Regions from separate parts of the Homo sapiens genome. Here region 2 is linked to region 1. Evidence: read pairs that join two places in POLR2A ChIA-PET (ENCODE). Cell type or tissue: Panc1. All regions are shown on one strand. Links, peaks and the distances in the headings refer to the core of each region. The heading gives the core; the rest is flanking DNA.

Region 1 (2,922 bases), core at 126-2,625:
TCCTAGAGGTCTAATAATTTATGTGACTTGAAACGATTCTAGAGCATTCTTTCTTCTATTTTTTTTCCCACAGGTGGTCGGTTTCTGGGTCTGCATGGCTCAGTAGAGGATGAAGTCCAACCCCCCACGCTCCTCCCTAGAGGCCTGCAAAGCTGCAGGCCAGGGTGAGAAGAGCTGCCCTGTCTGCCAGGCCTGTGGAGAGGTCTCAGGTCCAAGGTCTGGCTCAGGGTCTGAGTCAAGGCCTGCACCAAAGCCTGGTGCCATTCCAGGGCCTGGACTGGGGCCCAAAGCTATTCCAGGACCTCAGGCGGGTTCTGGTACTGTTCCGAGGCCTGGTGCTATTTCAGGGACTGGACCAGGTCTAGGGCCTGGGCCAGGAGCTGGGTCTGTACCTGGGCCAGGAGCTGGGTCCGTACCTGGTCTAGGAGCTAGGTCCGTACCTGGGCCAGGAGCTGGGTCCGTACCTGGGCCAGGAGCTGGGTCCGTACCTGGGCCAGGAGCTGGGTCTGTACCTGGACCAGGAGCTGGGTCGGGACCTGGTCTAGGAGGTGGGTTGGGACCTGGTGTAGGAGCTGGGCCAGGAGCTGGGTCTGTACCTGGGCCGGGAGCTGGATCGGTACCTGGGCCGGGAGCTGGATCGGTACCTGGGCCGGGAGCTGGATCAGTACCTGGGGCAGGAGCTGGGTCTACACCTGAGCCAGAGCTAGGGCCTGGGCTCAGACAGGGGTCTGGGACTGGGCCCAGACCCAGTGAGTCAACAACAACCCCAACACCAGCGCCGCAGCAGAAGACTCAAGCCAAACCTACAAAGGCTGCCAGGCAGAAGGTTCTAGTGACTGGAGGAGGAGGCTACCTGGGCTTCAGCCTGGGATCCCACCTAGCCAAGAGCGGCACTTCCGTCATTCTGCTTGACCGCCGCAGACCCCAGTGGGAACTGTCCCCGGAAACCAAGTTCATCCAGGTACAAGGAACAAGGGTCTTAATAGACTGGGGCAGTGGTGATGGTCAGGGGACAGTGTTTGATGTGAAACCTGTGGTGTGGAGTTTAGGGGCACACTGTTTGAAGCCAGACTGTTTGAGCTATAGCTCTGGCTCTGGTGCTACCAGCTGGGTAGCTATGGTCACAGAAAGGGGACAATAGTAACCAACACCTACTTCACAGGGTCTCATTGGGAGTTGATGAGACAGTGCACATAAACCTAGCACAGCCCCTGTCACCTACAGAGCGTGATGAATGAGCACGGGATGTTGCTCACGGTGCCCTGTAGAATCATTTAGTGAATCCTGCCCCACCAGCCTTTCCTGATGCTACAGAGGCTTGGCCTGGGCTGGGTCAGGGGGCCAGTTCTGAGACCAGGCAAGGTGCAGAGGTGTTATCTCTTGCCTTGGACTTGAACCCCCTGCCCTCATCTCTTCTTCCTCTGGTGCAGGCTGATGTCCGAGATGAAGAAGCCCTGTACCGTGCCTTCGAAGGGGTGGACTGTGTCTTCCACGTGGCTTCCTATGGAATGTCCGGGGCTGAGAAGGTGGGCTCCTCACACACAACACCTGGAGTTAGACAGAGTGGGGTTCCAGTCCTGGCTCTGCCCTCACACCCATGCATTCCCTATCATGCTTCACCTATTATAGGAGGGACTTGGGCTACTCCCACCCTGCATCCTGCATCCATGACACCAAATACCAGTTCTGCCATTTTTTTTTTTTTTTTTTTTTTTTTTTTTTTTTTTTTTGAGACTGAGTCTCACTCTGTCACCCAGGCTGGAGTGCAGTGGCACAATCTCAGCTCACTGCAACTTCCATCTCCCAGGTTCAAGTGGTTCTTCTGCCTCAGCCTCCTGAGTAGCTGGGATTACAGGTGCCACCAACACGCCCAGCTAATTTTTGTATTTTTAGTAGAAACAGGGTTTCACCATGTTGGCCAGGCTGGTCTCAAGCTCCTGACCTCAGGTGATCTGCCCGCCTTGGCCTCCCAAAGTGCTGGGATTACAGGCAGGAGCCACCGCACCCGGCCCCATTTCTGCCATTTTATAACTGTGTTATCTAGGGCAAGTTTATTTAACCTCTTTGATCCTCTTTCATCATCTGGAAAGTGAGGATATTACTATTGGTAATATCACAACCTCTTCAGAGAGCAATGTAATAGTATCCACCAAAACATATGTATACCCGTTGCCTCAGAAATTACACTCATTTGTGTATTTGCAGCATTGTTTTTAATAACAAAACACCAGAAATAACCTATCAGTTGAGGACTATTTAAATAAATTGTGTTTTACAGTCAAATTCTATGCAGCCATTCAAAAGAAAGAGGTAACTCAAAGTGTGCAGATTAAAAAAATAGTTTCCAAGGTGCAAAGCAGTGTTTGGCATTCTCCTGTTTGTTTCCAAAAAAAGCTAAAGAAACTATTTATTTCTATAGTCACACATGCTTATATGCTGATATTAATAAGAATAGATTATCTCGAGAAACACCGGAAATTTAACAGTGGCTGCCTCTGGGGAGGGAAAAGGAAGATTTGGAATCAGGAGTAGGAGGGAACCTTCTTTTTCACTATACACCCATTTTACTGTTTGAATTCTTTTTAACCTTGATCGTGTTGCCTATGAAACAAAAACAGCCACAACAAGAATAAATATAGAGCCAGGTGTGGTGGCTCACACCTGTAATCCCAGCACTTTGGGAGGCCAAGGTGGGAGGATTGCTTGAGCCCAGGAGTTCGAGACCAGCCTGGGCAACATAGTGAGACCCCTATCTCTATTTAAAAATAATAAAAGTAAATTTTATTATTTTTATTTATTTATTTATTTTTGAGACGGAGTTTCGCTCAGTCACCAAGGCTGGTGTGCAGTGATATGATCTCAGCTCACTGCAGCCTCCACCTCCCAGGCTCAAGCGATTCTTCTGCCTCAGACTCCTGAGTA
Region 2 (2,922 bases), core at 125-2,624, 150 kb before region 1:
CTTTACAACCTTAGTTCCAAACATCATCTCTTTTATCATTACCAACAGAGATGGAGCCACTTCAGAATTAAGACTATAAATAAGCCTAAATGTTTTTGGAGAAGGGGAATTTAGGATGAAGAACATGAACAGCAGGCATGAGTAAATGGAAATCACTAAAAGAAGGAAATTCAGAAGAAAAAAAATTAGAGTAAAGACTGCTGATGCATTTGTTAGATTGGCCATACTTATTGAGTCCTTCCTTATTTGGCTGCCAGAACCCCTTTCAAATTTTGCATAGTAATAGTTACATATATCAGTTCTCCACTGTTCTGCTTAGTGTGACCAAAAACATCATTGTTTAATCCCTTTCCTGGTAAATACTGAGTTTGTATTGGAGTTGCAGTATAGTAAAATGGTTCTGTAGGATTTGGAGTCAGGCATATCTCTATTTGATTCTTGGATTCCTTTTTTATTAGCTTTATGATTTGGGGCATGTAATTTGATTTTTCAGCTATAAAATGGAGACAATACATTTACCTCAAAGGATAGTTGTGAGGAGATAAAATGTGGCATATAAGAGATTAGCACATTGTCCGATACTTAGTAAATGCTCAAATGTTAGTCATTTATTACATAAAAGCTCAAAACATCTGGATTTTTAGTGTTTCCCTTTTGTACTGTCTGTCTTATTTATTTACTTATACCTGCCTTGTTCCAGAAAGAGATTTAAGGCAACATAATGTGTCTGTATTTGAATGTTCGTGAACCCAGCTGGGTCCAATCTGGGAAGAGAGACTGCATAGTCAGTTGTTGTGGTAATACACACTTATGGGACACATGTAACTACCAAAACCAAGGAGTACTTGGGTTTTTATGTTTCTGGAACAGATTGAAGAGGTTTTCTAAGTGAAAGACAGCCTAGCATAGTGGAAATGGCACACGGGCTTTGGGGCAAACCAACATGTAGCCAAGTCCCTGTCCTACTATTTACGAGCCGTGTAATTGATCTTAGACAAGTTGCAGTTGAGGGTTTTTATTAATGAAAATTATATCATTCAGACCTGATTAATACCTCTTTCAGCACTTCCAATAGTTATGCAGGTTTAGACTCCAACTTTGTTCTCCTGTGGGTTAAAGAATATTAACCACAGTGTATTGTTAAGATCATTTAGTTCAGAGGTTAGTTTTAAAGGAATTTAAGAGCTGGTAGTACAGTTGGAGTATCAAGTCAATTTTTCTCACCTCAAAGTGTGAAAATAAGTTTGAAATATATGAGATAGTTGGTTCTTTATAGAAACCTGGCAAGCGATATAGCTGAAGATTTAGTTTATGGAATAAATTTTTTTCTAGTTACTAGCTTCTGTAATGCAACTGTGAGTTCATTTTTTCCATAACCCATTTCAATGCATACTTAGGTGGTGGGCCATATTGCATAATCTTATAGGGGAAATTTAGACATGTAATGAAGTGTTCCTGTTTATGAAATTGTCACCATTGAATTATAAATAAGAACTTGTTCGTGCAACCTGAATGCATAATTATTTACATAGTGACCGTGTTTGATATGCTTCTCTAAGAGACCCAGGAAATTAGGTTGTACGGTGACAGCAGTGACAAGTATATAGGTATAAATTTCATATTTACAGCTTTACCTTTGTGATGGTTTATATAACATGACATTCATGTCTTTTTGGTTGTCAGAATGTTGTATTTTCAAGTTCTGAAGCTACACCTTTTTTTCCAAGTACTTTCTAGAATTCCCCGCCCAACTAAGCAGCTAGCAGCTTTATAATTAGAAAACCTGATCCGATTGATAACAACAGATTGAAAGTAGCAGTTATTTCATCCTTTATCAACTACAAACTGATGAAAAAGTAATGTTGGGAAAGCTGTTGTAGAAATCCTAAAGAGGCTTAGATAAGAGCCATGAGGAAACCTGAAGATCTTTGAATATCAGGATACCTAAAAATAGGTACCTGGATTAAAACCATTTTTCAATAATATACCCTTACTGTGTATTTCACCTAAATTTACTGTGTTTGTAAACTTTACTGTGCATTCTCTTGTTAACTGCAAATTACACGGAGGAGAATTCTTGCCAAATATGCAATGAGCAAGTAGAATGTGACGTTCCTTTGGGGTTTATTGCTTTAGAGTTGACAAAAAAAAAGAGCATTTGGGTTTGGGTGTTGCTATCAATGGTACTTACATGTATTTGTGAATATGTACCAACTAACATGTATAGTTTGCTTAAGGGAAGTTTCAGTGTGTGACTCCAGTTCACTTTTGAAGCAAACTGACAAATCTTTGAATCACTGCTTTTTTTTTTAATTAGCAAAAGGCTGCACTTTGTGTGTCTCATTATACTAGCTTTGCTATAAATAAAATATCACATTTGGCATTTTGACACTTGCCGTTGTATATATTGAGCAAAAAGGCAGCTGTTGACTTTTAATATAGATCTGTTCAACTAGGGACCATATTCTACTATAGTTAGAGATTAAACAGGAGTAGAAAAAAATGCAGTTGGGTGGGTCAAGTAAGAAAAAGGAAGAACAAAATTTCATTATTGCAATATATTCACAGTAAGTTGTTTACCTGGAACATGGTTGGGTCCAATTTCAGCCATAATAATAGAAGTTCTTTTCAAAAATAGGCCATGTTCAGATCAGTTCTGCTGACCAGGCCACTGACCTCCAAAGACAAAAATCTTTAAGGCCACTTAGACTGTCAAAGAGATATGACCATTTGATTTATAAGGTACCATCATTTTGATAAAAGAAATCTTTAATTTACTATGAATATTTTAAAAATCTTCCCATAGATATTCCCTATGCGATTGGACTTCATTCCAGACCATCTTGCAACAAATGCTATTGACGTATTTGTGGTCTGTAAGGAATCTGTACTGAAATAATCAGAGAGATTATGTTTAAGCAA

Evidence for each region. Peaks named below come from ENCODE experiments on the same cell type or tissue, not always from the same donor. Only the 100,000 strongest peaks of a DNase experiment are listed, where the experiment ranks them.
Region 2: POLR2A ChIA-PET joins it to region 1 with 15 read pairs; 5 of 35 experiments call an interaction of 5 or more read pairs at or near these places.

What each region holds. Positions count from the first base shown.
Region 1 is chr16:22,165,474-22,168,395 of GRCh38, forward strand. It overlaps SDR42E2 (short chain dehydrogenase/reductase family 42E, member 2), which reads left to right. Exons shown (of 13, transcript NM_001394319.2): 2 at 74-164; 3 at 777-961; 4 at 1,431-1,526. The coding sequence starts at 110. Among named protein-coding and RNA genes, the nearest start is that of SDR42E2, 4.4 kb to the left of the region's middle. In Panc1, for the core only: no CTCF peak of the experiment used is centred there; no DNase peak of the experiment used is centred there.
Region 2 is chr16:22,015,739-22,018,660 of GRCh38, forward strand. The region is part of intron 1 of MOSMO (modulator of smoothened); the gene reads left to right. Among named protein-coding and RNA genes, the nearest start is that of MOSMO, 9.1 kb to the left of the region's middle. In Panc1, for the core only: no CTCF peak of the experiment used is centred there; no DNase peak of the experiment used is centred there; H3K27ac peaks cover 673 bases.